Linked DNA regions of Mus musculus: region 2 is linked to region 1. The links are chromatin loops, found by intact Hi-C in ENCODE. Cell type or tissue: left cerebral cortex. All regions are shown on one strand. Each heading gives the region's core, and the rest is flanking DNA. Links, peaks and the distances in the headings are about the cores only.

Region 1 (8,533 bases), core at 299-8,298:
ATCCCCCAAGGATCTTGTGCTGTAAACTCATGTTTGAACTCTTAGGACCACCCAAGTGTAACCGTGTGTGCCCGTAAGCCCAGCACTGAGGGACAGTGGCAAATCAGCATATTCCTGTTGCTTACAAGATTCTCAGCCTAGCTGAGATGACAGAATTGTGTCTCAGTGAATGACCTGACTTGAGGTCATAAGGGAGAGAGCAATGAAAAAAGTATCTAATCTTTTCATTTTGTCTCTTCATGCTGATACAAAGAAGCACACACATACACACAAACACATATACATGCATACACTCTCATGACACACAGGCCTATTCATACATACAAGCACATAGGAAAGCACACACATGAACATACAGTCATGACACAGTTAAGCATACATAAGCAAACACCTGCATACATATATGGAACACACACACACACACAAACACACACACACCATACTACACATATGCAAATACACATACACACACAGGGAACACAAATAAACACAAACAAACACTCACACAACAGAGATGCACACACACATACGTTTGTACCAACAATACAAGTCAGGCCATACCTAACACAGGCACACATACAATTACACACATGGAACACACACAAGTGCATACACAGATGCAAACACATTCACCCCACACCATACAACACACACCATATACAAAAACACACATACACACAAAGAGATGGTGCCTACTGCAGGATGATTGGTTCATATACAGATGGATCCTGTCTAGCAAAAACTGGTTTTGATGAAAAGAGCCAAACCGTTCCCAAATACCTCTCACTTCTCCTCCTGCCATGGTGTCTTTCTTTTCTGCACACAATCCAACTAAGATGTCACATAAGACGATGACAAAGGCTGACCGTTGAGGTCACCCCAGCTTTCTATATCAAAACTGACCCAAACTAACCTCTTCATGTATAAGCCAGCTTCAGTCAGTTTATTCTTGCAAAAGAAAGTGGACTTTCTCAGCCACCCTTAGAACAACCTCATTTCATAAGGTGTGGCTACTGTCATGTGATCATGTATGAAGAGTGCTTGTGAGAGGAGGAGGCAGACTGCAGCTTTAGAGGTGGATTGAGATGGCCTTAGTTCAATTTTGAATATTCCAGAAGAAAGAAGTTGCTTTGTACAAGAATATCTTCAGATCGGGCAGGCTTATTGTTTGGTACCAGGTTAAGTACTAACCCTATCACTTCTCTGTTGGTGTACATGTCAGAATGTCTCCAGGAATGAATTTATGTTGGGTCAGGTTGAGATTATATTTTGCTCTTACTTATTGAAGGCATCACAAAATGAATTTTTGAGAAAACCACTGACTGCTAATATTTGCAGTTTTGAATTTAATTTAAAGTCTCAGAACACCTGTTTTGGTGTGCCCATTCTCTTAGGTCATAAGGATTAGTTTGTCTACTCTCTCTTGTCATGAGGGTTAGTTGATACAGGTGCTCTCCCAAGTCATAAGAGCAAAGCTGGCCACTGTCTCAAGTCACAAGTGTCAGTGTGGCCACTTGGGTAGCATGAATCTGTTTTTCTGCTCTGAAGGATTTTGGTTTTAGATGCATGTATTTTTATTTGTGTGTATGATTGGTTTTCCTACATGTGTATGTGCGCTGTGTGTATGTGCACAATGCCCAGAAAGGTCACGTGAGAGTCAGGTACCCTAGAACTGGCATTGGAGATGTCTGTGTGTTGACTTTTGGGTGCTGGGATACTCACCCAGATCCTAGGCCAGGGCAGCCAGTGCTTTCCTGCTCTGAAGGCTTTTTGATGTGCTGTTTCTTACTGTTCCACAAGACTGGTTCACAGGAATCAGCCTTAGGATTGTGTAGGATAACCACACTAAAAATAGTTTAATCCATGATTTGATGTCCTTACTGAATATGACAAAGGGTAAAATTGGACTGTATTTGTTTCTGAAAATTAACAGTGTCTTTGAAACTAAGATCATCAGTATGTTCCTTTCAATTCTGATCCATCTGGACAACCCCCAGAGTATATTCTTTTCTGTCCTCGGTGCTTGCTGTATTGCCTCAAGAACCAACATCACGAAGACAAGCTAAAGGAGACTTTAAAAATCTTCACAGTTTGAGATTTAAAGACACTCGTAGATCGTCTACACACCATATATCCCAACACTTGGAGAAAGAGTCTCTCTGTGTCTTCCAAACCCTTGGTGTACATGGTCTTCAGGACAGCCAGAACTTTAATGGTGAGAGTCTGTCTCAAAAAAAAAACAAAAAACTAACAACCCCCCCCCCACGCACACACACACACCACTCTGCAGTTGCTACCCATCTCATTCCTCAAGTGAGCTTTTAGAGCAACAGTCCTTCAAGTCTGCAAACTTCTGATCAACCCTCAGGATCTTTCCACTGACATCAGGCAGGTTGCTGCTAGCTTGTTGAGAAGTTGGGTTGTGTTGTTTTGTTATTTTGTACTCCCTTAGCTGACTTCCCCAAGTCCTGCCAGATTCCACTCACCACCTTCAGAGGTATTTAGTGTTTTCAAGTCATGCTGAAAAAAAAAAAGATACTATTTGTTTTGATTGTAGCATTTAGGATTGTGTTGAAGAGGGAACTGCAGAATGTAAGCTGTTTAACAAGTAGGTCTCTGAGTTATGACTAGGTGTAATCTTATCTGCTGAGTGAGTGTTTGATTAATGACCTTGTCCCTATTGGCTCTTGTGGTATTTTTATCCTGAAGCCTGAAGGATTTGAATTTGGGTTGGGTCCTCTTGTGGTTTTCCTGGCCAGCACATCTGGATTGACCTCATAGGTATGAAGAGGTTCAAAAGCTTTCTTGTCCTGGAGATGCCTGTTTACCTTTTTTACCTAACCCACATCTTATTTGAAATTCGAGGGAGAGCAGCTTGCTGGCTTTTCAGCAACACCTATTGACACACAAGGAAGGTTCTCTCTGGTACTGATGTGAATTTCTGAATTCCTATGTCATTTTGAATAAGCTATCCTCCATGGTCTTGGACATTTGAGTACTCAGTTCTCAGCTGGTGACTATTTTTGGGTAGATGTAGGAGGTATGCCTTGCTGAAGAATGTCACTGGGGCTGGGGTTTGAGGTTTTAGATATTTGTACCACCCCCAGTGCACTCTGCTTTGTAATTTGAGTCTAGATGGGAGCTATCAGCTTCCTTCTCCTTCCACCACGCCTTGTAGTTATTGAACTTAACCGCTGGTAACAGGTGACCTCTAGACCATGAGTCCCACTAGCCTCATTGTTTTATAGTTTGCTCTGCTCATGGCATTTCTGTCTAGAGATACAAAGGTAACTAATGCAGATGTAATGGAGTGAACTCTTAGTGTGACACCTGATCATACCAGGTTGTGCTTATGTGGTTTTTGTTTTGAGCAACATGGAAGACTTTGGAACTTTGAACTAGAAGTGTTTTAATGCTCTAAAAAGAGCTTGATGGGCTAGACCGCACTCATCTAACCATCTAATCTGTGATAGGGAGTGATTTAGTTCTGATTTTACTGCTGTGAACAGATACCACAACCAAAGAAACTCTTATAAAGACATTTAATTGGTTCTGGCTTATAGGTTCAGAGGATTAGTTCATTATCATCAAAGTGGGAGCATACAGGTTCCAGGCAGACATGGTGCAGGAGGAGCTAAGAGTTCTTCATCTTCATCTGAAGGCTGTTAGGAGAAAACTGGCTTTCAGGTAGCTACCACAAGGACCTTATAGGTCACACCCACAGTGATACACTTCCTCCATTAAGGCCACACATACTCCAACAAGACTACATCTCCAAATAGTGCCATTCCCTGGGCCAAGCATTTTCAAACCTCCACGGGGAGCTTAAGGCATTTCTGGTTCCTGGAATCCCCTGTGATCAGAAGCATCACCCCGTGTACTCTCATCAGTCACTACAAGTAAAGCAGCTAAGCAAAGGGCTGAGACAACTGAGAAGTACTAGTTTGGAAGGTGTGTCAGTTTTCATCTGTATAGACAGACACTATGGTTGTGACCTGACCTCAGCTGTCCAGGTTTCACCAGTGTGACCCATGGACCATGTCCATTCTCCTGTAGGCAAGTGTCATTTGGCACTTATCTTAGTTAGGGATTTACTGCTGTGAACAGACACAATGACCAAGGGAAGATTTATAGAAAACATTTAATTGGGGATGGCTTACAGGTTCAGAGAGGTTCAGTCCATTATCATCAAGGTGGGAGCATGGAAGTAACCAGGCAGGCATGATGCAGGCAGAGCTGAGCTGAGAGTTCTATGTCTTCATCCAAAGGCTGGCAACTAGGGTGAGGATCTTATGCCCACACCCACAGTGACACATCTACTCCAACGAGGTCACACCTATTCCAAGGTCACACTTCCAAATGGTGCCACTCCCTGTTCCATTAATATACAAACCATCACATTCCACTCCCTGGTCCCCATAGACTTGTTCAAACACATGAGTCTATGAGGGGCGGGCATACTTAAACATAGCATAATGCAAAATGCATTTAGTCCAACTTTTAAAGTCCTCATAGTCTATAGCAGTCTAAACAATGTTAAAAGTCCAAAGTTCAAGGTCTCTTCTGAGATTCATCTAATCACTTAACTGTAATCCCCAAAGAAAGACAGGGAGCCAGCTGGGCAAATTCCACTCTACATCTCCATGGCTGATGTCAAATAGGTCTTCAGATCTCCACTCCTTTTTCATCTTTGTTGACTGCAACAAACTGCTTTCTCCTGGGCTGGTTCCACTCCCTGTTAGCAGCTTTCCTCAGCATGTATCCCATGGCTCTAGCAGCTTTAACATCTTTGTGTCTCCAAGGCAATGTCAATGTTACAGCTTCTTGTTTCACTGTCTAGAATTCCAGTTGATGTTTTGTACTCCTCCTAAGGGCTGGCATCACTTCTCCAGCTCTGCCCTCTGTAGCAGTCTAAGCTCAGGTTGATCCACTCCACTATGGCTGTTGTTCTTAGTGATCATCCCGTGGTAGTGACATCTCCAATACACTGGGGTGTTCCACTCCAACTAGGCTTCACCAGTAGCCTCTCATAGGCTCTCTTCATGGTGCCAAGCCTCAAATCCTTTGCATAACCCCTTCAGTTCTAAGCCATCAACTACAGCTGAGGCTATACCTTCTCCAATTGCCTTCCATGACCTCCCCACAGTGCCAAGCTTCAGCTGTTCTTCATGACATTTTCATGCCTTCAAAACCAGTACCACCTGAGTGATTCTTACACATTACCAAGTCCAGCTGCAGCACAAGCTACAACCTTGGCTATCTCTGAAACACAGCCTCTGTGCTCTCAGAAAATACTTCCCAGAAGAGGTCACCTCAATGATGCTGTTCTCTTCTTAATCACCACTAATTGCTTAACTCCAGCTAATCAGCATCAATAGTCCCAGTAATGCAAAGTTTTTGCTTTAGTAGTTCTAGTATCATGTTAATCACAGCTGATTCTTCAGCCCCAACTAACCAGAACTACAGAATCTTCATAATCAAACTAGCAATGGCCCTGAAAAATGTCTTTAATCTTCCCTCTGAAATTTTACAAGCCAGGCCTCCATCTTCTGCACTGTTCTCAACGTTATCTTCAACCCTTTGGAGACCCAAAGTGTTATGCCTGAGCAAGCATTGCCTGTACAAAGGTCAAGACAGCAGTGTAGCCTTGAGGGAGGCCTAACAGTGTTCTAAGTACAAGACAGAAGTGTAGCTGTGAGGGAGGCCTAACAGTGTTCTAACGATGTACAAGAACCCCTGGAGTCTTTGGAAACATCTTTCAATATGTATCACCCCATGGAGAAGCTCATTCCTGTGAAAATGTATGTTGCCCAGGGAACACTGTGACACATTCATATGTGGTGAGAGGACACAGCTCAGACGAGCATTTGTGGGACAAACAGGCCAAGGGAGTATCTATCTATCTGATGGACCAGAATGTCATAAATACACAGGAAGTACTTTTGATGAAGAAAAAAATGCAGATAATGTGACAGGAAATGCTGTCCAGAAAGCAAACTCATGTTGGCTCACACATTGGGTCTGTATTTTTCCTTGATAGTAGAAGATTTGTTATGAAGAAATGAAATATAAAGAGAGGCCTAAATATTTTATTTAATTTTAATACTTACATAGTGAGCTTATTATCTTAGTCTCCAAATAAACACTATGGAAAACTTTGGTATTTTTAATGTTTTTTAATAAGACTAACATTGACTCTTGTTTCTCTCAGATACTTTTGAACCTGAAATCTCAGGAGCTTAGAGCCAGGTACAGGAAGAATTGGACCTTCCCCATGCCCAGACTAGTGTCAGAGCTGGTTCCCCATTTCCTACCAGTGGGCAGACAAAACAGAATGATACGGTGGGAAGATGGGTTGAGAGCCAAGAACTGCCTTGCCCAGACATGGACAAAGGCTGGTGGTGCTGGAATGCTAGCAAGCCACTTTCAGGACTGGCTGGCATAGACGGGATAGCTGTACAGATCTTCCCTACACCACAATGTCCTATAGTGGTGGGTCTTCACCTGGCCAGTACAGGGAGAGGAAGCTTAGAAACTTCATTCCATGGAGAGGAGTTAACTTCTTGAAAACCAGCAACTCCACCAGTATGCAGCCTCAGATGTCACTGTGCGAGCTAGTCATGAGCTGTCTGGAAGACTAGGCAGACATACTGGTCAATTATGTGGTTGTCTTCTGCCTCCCAAACCTGAAGAGAGATATAAGAGTATGCTGGGAGTCCTCCTGCATATGTGCTTTCAGTGCTCCTACAGCCACAGAAGCCAGCTCTACCCAGACAGTTCTAATTCTGGCATAGGCTATCTATCCTGGGTCTGATAGGCCATCCTGTTGGTATGCCCTGTCTTAGCTCTCACAACACACTTCCCTGAAGTTTACCTTGGGCTGATTCCTTCAACCACCTGAGCATTCATTAGTCCATATCCCACCCTACCTTAGAATCGCTGATAATTCTGATACTTTAGGGTTTTTTCCAGGCTGGGCCGTGGGCTCTTGTGTAACTCTGAAACATCCTAGATGTTCTAGACAGCCTCCATGCCTTGGTATATGACCTCTTTGGGTCCCCACTGGAACCAAGGGATGCTGGCCTGATAAGAATTCCCACCCCATTGTCATCTTTTTGCACTTATATCTTTCAGAAATGGCTCTGGATGTGGTCGCTATACACTACCCTGGAAGCATCTGAGAATTTAAGGAGGGCCACCTTTGACTTAAACTTGTCCACTGACTCTCTGGGTTCTATCAATTGACAGTTGTTCCACATTGATGGGCAAAGTTATGCTTTTCAGCCATGACAGACTTAGCCATGACAAACTTTAGGTTCTGCTCTGAAGACGCTACACATACCACACAGATAGTAGAGTCATGCACATTGTACTCTACCTAGGTTTCACAGGGCCTCTAGTGTAGTCTCTCTGGTGCCCTATGGTGGTGGGAACTCAAGTTTCATAGGTCCTGAGTTGTCTGGTAGCAGCCCTTTATAATAAGAGGTAAAGAAAAGTGGAAATAATATCCTGCCGATTTGCATGTCCACCACTGGAGGGTGCAACACTGCCATGCATCTGGTGAGCCACTCAACAAGTCCACTCACTAAGGCTCTGAGCCTGAAGCAGAGAAGCACTGCTAAACTCAGTGTTCCCAAGAACCTGGCTGTCCCTCCAGGACTGCCTGTAAAAGATTCTCCAGGACCCTGAGGACCCAATTTGGAAATCTTAGGTGGGCAGGGTGGAAGCCAAAAGGACTGAATGGAATCCTTACCTGGGATGTGACCTCTGGCCCCTCATTCTCATTAGCATGACCCACAGTTCTGCAAAGGTCTCTGGGTGGCTGCTAAAAAAGGGGAGGATGAAGAGGAGACGAGTAAGCAGGGTCAAGACAGGATCACTGCCCATACACACTGCTGTGAGCCCATCCTGTCCTGGGCCCTTTCCTGCCAAAACTCTGAAGTAGGAACCAAATACCCCTCCTCATAGGACTGTCTGAGATGAGGCCAGCTGGGGATCTGAACTGTCAGCAAGAAAGACAGGAGCTGTCTGTTACATACACCAGTGTGCAGGGTCCCAGATGAGCCTACCTCAAGAGTGAGGCCATTTCCTCCCCAGAGACCAGGTTAGGAGAGGCAGAGTTTGCCTGCTCTTGAACGCTGAGCTCTCCTTACCCCTGCAGATCCAGAAATGGTGCCTTCTCTCTGCCCGTCTATAGTGGGTCCAGGGAGCACCCAGTGGCCACACTCATATGATTTTATAATTTGGCCAATATTCTATACTGTCGCCCATAGAGTCTGGATTTAACTTCAGTGGCCAAGGCCAGCTGATTTAGTCTGAACTTGACTCTGAGAAGGAGGCCACCTACAGTGTTAATGACACATTGCTTGCCCCTGAGTGGCCTTCAGTGTAGCCCTGAGTGGTCATTCCAGTCTGAGCCTAGGGATTCATATTAGCACTGGCCAGGTCAGGCTATTTGTTACCTAGTCCTATAGGTCACCTCCACTGTAGTTCCATGAGTCCTGGCTGCTGCAGCTGCTCGAGGAACCACTGG
Region 2 (8,533 bases), core at 122-8,121, 88 kb before region 1:
GTGCTTCTCTGCTTCAGGCTCAGAGCCTTAGTGAGTGGACTTGTTGAGTGGCTCACCAGATGCATGGCAGTGTTGCACCCTCCAGTGGTGGACATGCAAATCGGCAGGATATTATTTCCACTTTTCTTTACCTCTTATTATAAAGGGCTGCTACCAGACAACTCAGGACCTATGAAACTTGAGTTCCCACCACCATAGGGCACCAGAGAGACTACACTAGAGGCCCTGTGAAACCTAGGTAGAGTACAATGTGCATGACTCTACTATCTGTGTGGTATGTGTAGCGTCTTCAGAGCAGAACCTAAAGTTTGTCATGGCTAAGTCTGTCATGGCTGAAAAGCATAAGTTTGCCCATCAATGTGGAACAACTGTCAATTGATAGAACCCAGAGAGTCAGTGGACAAGTTTAAGTCAAAGGTGGCCCTCCTTAAATTCTCAGATGCTTCCAGGGTAGTGTATAGCGACCACATCCAGAGCCATTTCTGAAAGATATAAGTGCAAAAAGGTGACAATGGCGTGGGAATTCTTATCAGGCCAGCATCCCTTGGTTCCAGTGGGGACCCAAAGAGGTCATATACCAAGGCATGGAGGCTGTCTAGAACATCTAGGATGTTTCAGAGTTACACAAGAGCCCACGGCCCAGCCTGGAAAAAACCCTAAAGTATCAGAATTATCAGCGATTCTAAGGTAGGGTGGGATATGGACTAATGAATGCTCAGGTGGTTGAAGGAATCAGCCCAAGGTAAACTTCAGGGAAGTGTGTTGTGAGAGCTAAGACAGGGCATACCAACAGGATGGCCTATCAGACCCAGGATAGATAGCCTATGCCAGAATTAGAACTGTCTGGGTAGAGCTGGCTTCTGTGGCTGTAGGAGCACTGAAAGCACATATGCAGGAGGACTCCCAGCATACTCTTATATCTCTCTTCAGGTTTGGGAGGCAGAAGACAACCACATAATTGACCAGTATGTCTGCCTAGTCTTCCAGACAGCTCATGACTAGCTCGCACAGTGACATCTGAGGCTGCATACTGGTGGAGTTGCTGGTTTTCAAGAAGTTAACTCCTCTCCATGGAATGAAGTTTCTAAGCTTCCTCTCCCTGTACTGGCCAGGTGAAGACCCACCACTATAGGACATTGTGGTGTAGGGAAGATCTGTACAGCTATCCCGTCTATGCCAGCCAGTCCTGAAAGTGGCTTGCTAGCATTCCAGCACCACCAGCCTTTGTCCATGTCTGGGCAAGGCAGTTCTTGGCCCTCAACCCATCTTCCCACCGTATCATTCTGTTTTGTCTGCCCACTGGTAGGAAATGGGGAACCAGCTCTGACACTAGTCTGGGCATGGGGAAGGTCCAATTCTTCCTGTACCTGGCTCTAAGCTCCTGAGATTTCAGGTTCAAAAGTATCTGAGAGAAACAAGAGTCAATGTTAGTCTTATTAAAAAACATTAAAAATACCAAAGTTTTCCATAGTGTTTATTTGGAGACTAAGATAATAAGCTCACTATGTAAGTATTAAAATTAAATAAAATATTTAGGCCTCTCTTTATATTTCATTTCTTCATAACAAATCTTCTACTATCAAGGAAAAATACAGACCCAATGTGTGAGCCAACATGAGTTTGCTTTCTGGACAGCATTTCCTGTCACATTATCTGCATTTTTTTCTTCATCAAAAGTACTTCCTGTGTATTTATGACATTCTGGTCCATCAGATAGATAGATACTCCCTTGGCCTGTTTGTCCCACAAATGCTCGTCTGAGCTGTGTCCTCTCACCACATATGAATGTGTCACAGTGTTCCCTGGGCAACATACATTTTCACAGGAATGAGCTTCTCCATGGGGTGATACATATTGAAAGATGTTTCCAAAGACTCCAGGGGTTCTTGTACATCGTTAGAACACTGTTAGGCCTCCCTCACAGCTACACTTCTGTCTTGTACTTAGAACACTGTTAGGCCTCCCTCAAGGCTACACTGCTGTCTTGACCTTTGTACAGGCAATGCTTGCTCAGGCATAACACTTTGGGTCTCCAAAGGGTTGAAGATAACGTTGATAACAGTGCAGAAGATGGAGGCCTGGCTTGTAAAATTTCAGAGGGAAGATTAAAGACATTTTTCAGGGCCATTGCTAGTTTGATTATGAAGATTCTGTAGTTCTGGTTAGTTGGGGCTGAAGAATCAGCTGTGATTAACATGATACTAGAACTACTAAAGCAAAAACTTTGCATTACTGGGACTATTGATGCTGATTAGCTGGAGTTAAGCAATTAGTGGTGATTAAGAAGAGAACAGCATCATTGAGGTGACCTCTTCTGGGAAGTATTTTCTGAGAGCACAGAGGCTGTGTTTCAGAGATAGCCAAGGTTGTAGCTTGTGCTGCAGCTGGACTTGGTAATGTGTAAGAATCACTCAGGTGGTACTGGTTTTGAAGGCATGAAAATGTCATGAAGAACAGCTGAAGCTTGGCACTGTGGGGAGGTCATGGAAGGCAATTGGAGAAGGTATAGCCTCAGCTGTAGTTGATGGCTTAGGACTGAAGGGGTTATGCAAAGGATTTGAGGCTTGGCACCATGAAGAGAGCCTATGAGAGGCTACTGGTGAAGCCTAGTTGGAGTGGAACACCCCAGTGTATTGGAGATGTCACTACCACGGGATGATCACTAAGAACAACAGCCATAGTGGAGTGGATCAACCTGAGCTTAGACTGCTACAGAGGGCAGAGCTGGAGAAGTGATGCCAGCCCTTAGGAGGAGTACAAAACATCAACTGGAATTCTAGACAGTGAAACAAGAAGCTGTAACATTGACATTGCCTTGGAGACACAAAGATGTTAAAGCTGCTAGAGCCATGGGATACATGCTGAGGAAAGCTGCTAACAGGGAGTGGAACCAGCCCAGGAGAAAGCAGTTTGTTGCAGTCAACAAAGATGAAAAAGGAGTGGAGATCTGAAGACCTATTTGACATCAGCCATGGAGATGTAGAGTGGAATTTGCCCAGCTGGCTCCCTGTCTTTCTTTGGGGATTACAGTTAAGTGATTAGATGAATCTCAGAAGAGACCTTGAACTTTGGACTTTTAACATTGTTTAGACTGCTATAGACTATGAGGACTTTAAAAGTTGGACTAAATGCATTTTGCATTATGCTATGTTTAAGTATGCCCGCCCCTCATAGACTCATGTGTTTGAACAAGTCTATGGGGACCAGGGAGTGGAATGTGATGGTTTGTATATTAATGGAACAGGGAGTGGCACCATTTGGAAGTGTGACCTTGGAATAGGTGTGACCTCGTTGGAGTAGATGTGTCACTGTGGGTGTGGGCATAAGATCCTCACCCTAGTTGCCAGCCTTTGGATGAAGACATAGAACTCTCAGCTCAGCTCTGCCTGCATCATGCCTGCCTGGTTACTTCCATGCTCCCACCTTGATGATAATGGACTGAACCTCTCTGAACCTGTAAGCCATCCCCAATTAAATGTTTTCTATAAATCTTCCCTTGGTCATTGTGTCTGTTCACAGCAGTAAATCCCTAACTAAGATAAGTGCCAAATGACACTTGCCTACAGGAGAATGGACATGGTCCATGGGTCACACTGGTGAAACCTGGACAGCTGAGATCAGGTCACAACCATAGTGTCTGTCTATACAGATGAAAACTGACACACCTTCCAAACTAGTACTTCTCAGTTGTCTCAGCCCTTTGCTTAGCTGCTTTACTTGTAGTGACTGATGAGAGTACACGGGGTGATGCTTCTGATCACAGGGGATTCCAGGAACCAGAAATGCCTTAAGCTCCCCGTGGAGGTTTGAAAATGCTTGGCCCAGGGAATGGCACTATTTGGAGATGTAGTCTTGTTGGAGTATGTGTGGCCTTAATGGAGGAAGTGTATCACTGTGGGTGTGACCTATAAGGTCCTTGTGGTAGCTGCCTGAAAGCCAGTTTTCTCCTAACAGCCTTCAGATGAAGATGAAGAACTCTTAGCTCCTCCTGCACCATGTCTGCCTGGAACCTGTATGCTCCCACTTTGATGATAATGAACTAATCCTCTGAACCTTTGTCTTAGTCAGGGTCTCTATTCCTGCACAAACATCATGACCAAGAAGCAAGCTGGGGAGGAAAGGGTTTATTTGGCTTATACTTCCAGGCTGCTGTTCATCACCAAAGGAAGTCAGGACTGGAACTCAGGCAGGTCAGGAAGCAGGAGCTGATGCAGAGGCCATGGAGAGATGTTCCTTACTAGCTTGCCTCCTCTGGCTTGCTCAGCCTGCTCTCTTATAGAATCCAAGACAGCCAGCCCAGAGATGGTCCCACCCACAAGGGGCCCTTCCCCCTTGATCACTAATTGAGAAAATGCCTTACAGTTTTATCTCATGGAGGCATTTCCTCAACTGAAGCTCCTTTCTCTGTGGTAACTCCAGCTGTGTCTAGTTGACACAAAACTAGTCAGTACAACCTATAAGCCAGAACCAATTAAATGTCTTTATAAGAGTTGCTTTGGTTGTGGTATCTGTTCACAGCAGTAAAATCAGAACTAAATCACTCCCTATCACAGATTAGATGGTTAGATGAGTGAGGTCTAGCCCATCAAGCTCTTTTTAGAGCATTAAAACACTTCTAGTTCAAAGTTCCAAAGTCTTCCACGTTGCTCAAAACAAAAACCACATATGCACAACCTGGTATGATCAGGTGTCACACTAAGAGTCCACTCCATTATATCTGCATTAGTTACCTTTGTATTTATGGACAGAAATGCCATGAGCAGAGCAAAGTATAAAACAATGAGGCTAGTGGGACTCGTGGTCTAGAGGTCACCTGTTACCAGCGGTTAAGTTCAATAACTACAAGGCTTGGTGGAAGGAGAAGGAAGCTGAGAGCTCCCATCTAGACACAAATTACAAAGCAGAATGCACTGGGGGTGGTACAAATATCTAAAACCCCAAATCCCCGCCCCAGTGACCTTCTTCAGCAAGGCACACCTCCTACATCTACCCAAAAATAGTCACCAGCTGAGAACTGAGTACTCAAATGTCCAAGACCATGGAGGATAGCTTATTCAAAATGACATAGGAATTCAGAAATTCACATCAGTAGCAGAGAGAACCTTCCTTGTGTGTCAATAGGTGTTGCTGAAAAGCCAGCAAGCTGCTCTCCCTCGAATTTCAAATAAGATGTGGGTTAGGTAAAAAAGGTAAACAGGCATCTCCAGGACAAGAAAGCTTTTGAACCTCTTCATACCTATGAGGTCAATCCAGATGTGCTGGCCAGGAAAACCACAAGAGGACCCAACCCAAATTCAAATCCTTCAGGCTTCAGGAGTGGTGTGTGTGTGTGTGTGTGTGTGTGTGTGTGTGCGTGCGTGCGTGCGTGTGTGTGTGTGTGTGTGTGTGTGTGGTGTTTTGTTAGGTTTTTTTTTTTTTTTGAGACAGACTCTCACCATTAAAGTTCTGGCTGTCCTGAAGACCATGTACACCAAGGGTTTGGAAGACACAGAGAGACATTTTCTCCAAGTATTGGGATATATGGTGTGTAGACGATCTACATGCATCTAAAACCAAAATCCTTCAGAGCAGAAAAACAGATTCATGCTACCCAAGTGGCCACACTGACACTTGTGACTTGAGACAGTGGCCAGCTTTGCTGAGCACCTGTATCAACTAACCCTCATGACAAGAGAGAGTAGACAAACTAATCCTTATGACCTAAGAGAATGGGCACACCAAAACAGGTGTTCTGAGACTTTAAATTAAATTCAAAACTGCAAATATTAGCAGTCAGTGGTTTTCTCAAAAATTCATTTTGTGATGCCTTCAATAAGTAAGAGCAAAATATAATCCCAACCTGACCCAACATAAATTCATTCCTGGAGACATTCTGACATGTACACCAACAGAGAAGTGATAGGGTTAGTACTGTAACCTGGTACCAAACAATAAGCCTGCCCGATCTGAAGATATTCTTGTACAAAGCAACTTCTTTCTTCTGGAATATTCAAAATTGAACTAAGGCCATCTCAATCCACCTCTAAAGCTGCAGTCTGCCTCCTCCTCTCACAAGCACTCTTCATACATGATCACATGACAGTAGCCACACCTTATGAAATGAGGTTGTTCTAAGGGTGGCTGAGAAAGTCCACTTTCTTTTGCAAGAACAAACTGACTGAAGCTGGCTTATACATGAAGAGGTTAGTTTGGGTCAGTTTTGATATAGAAAGCTGGGGTGACCTCAACGGTCAGCCTTTGTCATCGTCTTATGTGACATCTTAGTTGGATTGTGTGCAGAAAAGAAAGACCCCATGGCAGGAGGAGAAGTGAGAGGTATTTGGGAACGGTTTGGCTCTTTTCATCAAAACCAGTTTTTGCTAGACAGGATCCATCTGTATATGAACCAATCATCCTACAGTAGGCACCATCTCTTTGTGTGTATGTGTGTTTTTGTATATGGTGTGTGTTGTATGGTGTGGGGTGAATGTGTTTGCATCTGTGTATGTGCTTGTGTGTGTTCCATGTGTGTAATTGTGTGTGTGTCTGTGTGGTATGGCCTGACGTGTATTGTTGGTACAAACGTATGTGTGTGTGCATCTCTGTTGTGTGAGTGTTTGTTTGTGTTTATTTGTGTTCCCTGTGTGTGTATGTGTATTTGCATATGTGTAGTATGGTGTGTGTGTATTTGTGTGTGTGTGTGTGTTCCATATATGTATGCAGGTGTTTGCTTATGTATGCTTAACTGTGTCATGACTGTATGTTCATGTGTGTGCTTTCCTATGTGCTTGTATGTATGAATATGCCTGTGTGTCATGAGAGTGTATGCATGTATATGTGTTTGTGTGTATGTGTGTGCTTCTTTGTATCAGCATGAAGAGACAAAATGAAAAGATTAGATACTTTTTTCATTGCTCTCTCCCTTATGACCTCAAGTCAGGTCATTCACTGAGACACAATTCTGTCATCTCAGCTAGGCTGAGAATCTTGTAAGCAACAGGAATATGCTGATTTGCCACTGTCCCTCAGTGCTGGGCTTATGGGCACACACGGTCACACTTGGGTGGTCCTAAGAGTTCAAACATGAGTTTACAGCACAAGATCCTTGGGGGATGTTCATAATCAAACCACAACAGTGACAGATCTTACCACCCACAAGCATGCTATCTTGAAGGAGGATCCTTTCTTCTTAAAAGGACTGGAGAATAGCAAACACAAGGACATTTGACATCCCTTTTCTGCTGAGATCTAGAGAAGGAAGCCACACATTAGGCTAGTCTTCTCATTGAAGAGAGGTCAGTCTTGGGTTATGTTTCTCCAAATCTACAGATGTCGCTAAGACCCTATCCAGTCATGTCTGACAAAGCCACATGGAAACCAATGTGTAACGGAATCCTAGTCTATGGCATCTTTCTCCTTCACTCTATCCTTTTCTATACAATGTACATTTGCTATTGAAATCATATACTTTGTGTAGTGACACATCCCACACTGTTTAGATGTGGCTGATTGTTTCTTCCTCAGCATGCTTGCCTAGAGATATGACTGTATGCAGGTCCTCTGGTAGCCATAGGACATGAGCCATAACAGCTCTAGCTCTCTGTATGGCACACATTCTCAAAGATGACACTGTCAGCTTCAAGGGCAGCTACATCCAAAGAAAAATAATGAAAGGGCCCAAATGAATATTGGTGATGTTGCATTTCATCTGTTATTCTGAGTGTTTTAAATGGAACTGCCCATGACCAACAAACTTCCTAGGGTATTTCACGTCCTTCACATCCCCACACACATATGTACATGCAGGAAAAATGCAAATGCATGTGAAATTAAAATAAACAATTACTTAAAATTGAATACAAGAAGAAAAGTGTGATGTTTAAGAAAAAAAAAAACTTCCCCTCAAAAATTATTTTCTGTCCTGAAATCTATTTCTTATAGGAAGGGGACCGCTAGATGGGAAGATCTTTCTCTGTACACTTCTCAGCATGGGCTGAGGCTTTCTAAATTTGTAGATATTTGGTGAAATGGGGAGGAGCTTAGAAAGATTAGCATCATGTTCCATGTCAGCTCTCTTCAATCCCTCTTGGATGCCATGTTTTCAACTGAGCATCTCTTGCAATGGGTTCTGCATCCTGAGTCATGGTTACACTTTGAGGAACTTCAGTTACTACATAGATACAAGGGCCTCAAAGACCTCAGAATTGTCATCTAGGACTTCCCAAACTCATGAACATGACACAGGCCCAGTCAAAGTTAGCTATTGGTTCCCTAGCACTGCAACTAGGCCTGTCCATAGACAAAACAAAGATATCTGAGGAGCTTAAGAAAGCACAGAGTCAGGTACAAGCCTTTTTCAAATTCAGAATTGTGAAGTCTGTAATTCACATAACTGCTTTCATATTTCCTTAAAGGTTCAAATCTTAGCACTTGTTAGATTGGATGTTTTGAGATAGAGAGCCATAGCTGGTGAAGCAACTCCTTCATACAGACAGGAGTATCTGGATTATCACCCATGTTTACTATCTCCTATTCTAGCAGAAGTGAGAGACAC

What was found. Hi-C counts contacts between places; a loop is a spot of excess contacts. Peaks named below come from ENCODE experiments on the same cell type or tissue, not always from the same donor. Only the 100,000 strongest peaks of a DNase experiment are listed, where the experiment ranks them.
Region 2: a loop joins it to region 1, with 8 times the contacts of the local background. A loop is called at or near these places in 15 of 42 quality-filtered maps.

Annotation. Positions count from the first base shown.
Region 1 is chr17:14,043,889-14,052,421 of GRCm38, forward strand. Gm34107 (a long non-coding RNA gene) reads right to left here. Exons shown (of 6, transcript XR_876614.1): 5 at 7,754-7,825; 6 at 6,172-6,686. Among named protein-coding and RNA genes, the nearest start is that of Gm34107, 9.0 kb to the right of the region's middle. In left cerebral cortex, for the core only: no CTCF peak of the experiment used is centred there; no DNase peak of the experiment used is centred there.
Region 2 is chr17:13,956,346-13,964,878 of GRCm38, forward strand. It overlaps a transcript of Gm7168 not described here. Among named protein-coding and RNA genes, the nearest start is that of Gm7168, 12 kb to the left of the region's middle. In left cerebral cortex, for the core only: no CTCF peak of the experiment used is centred there; a DNase peak (open chromatin) is centred at 4,951.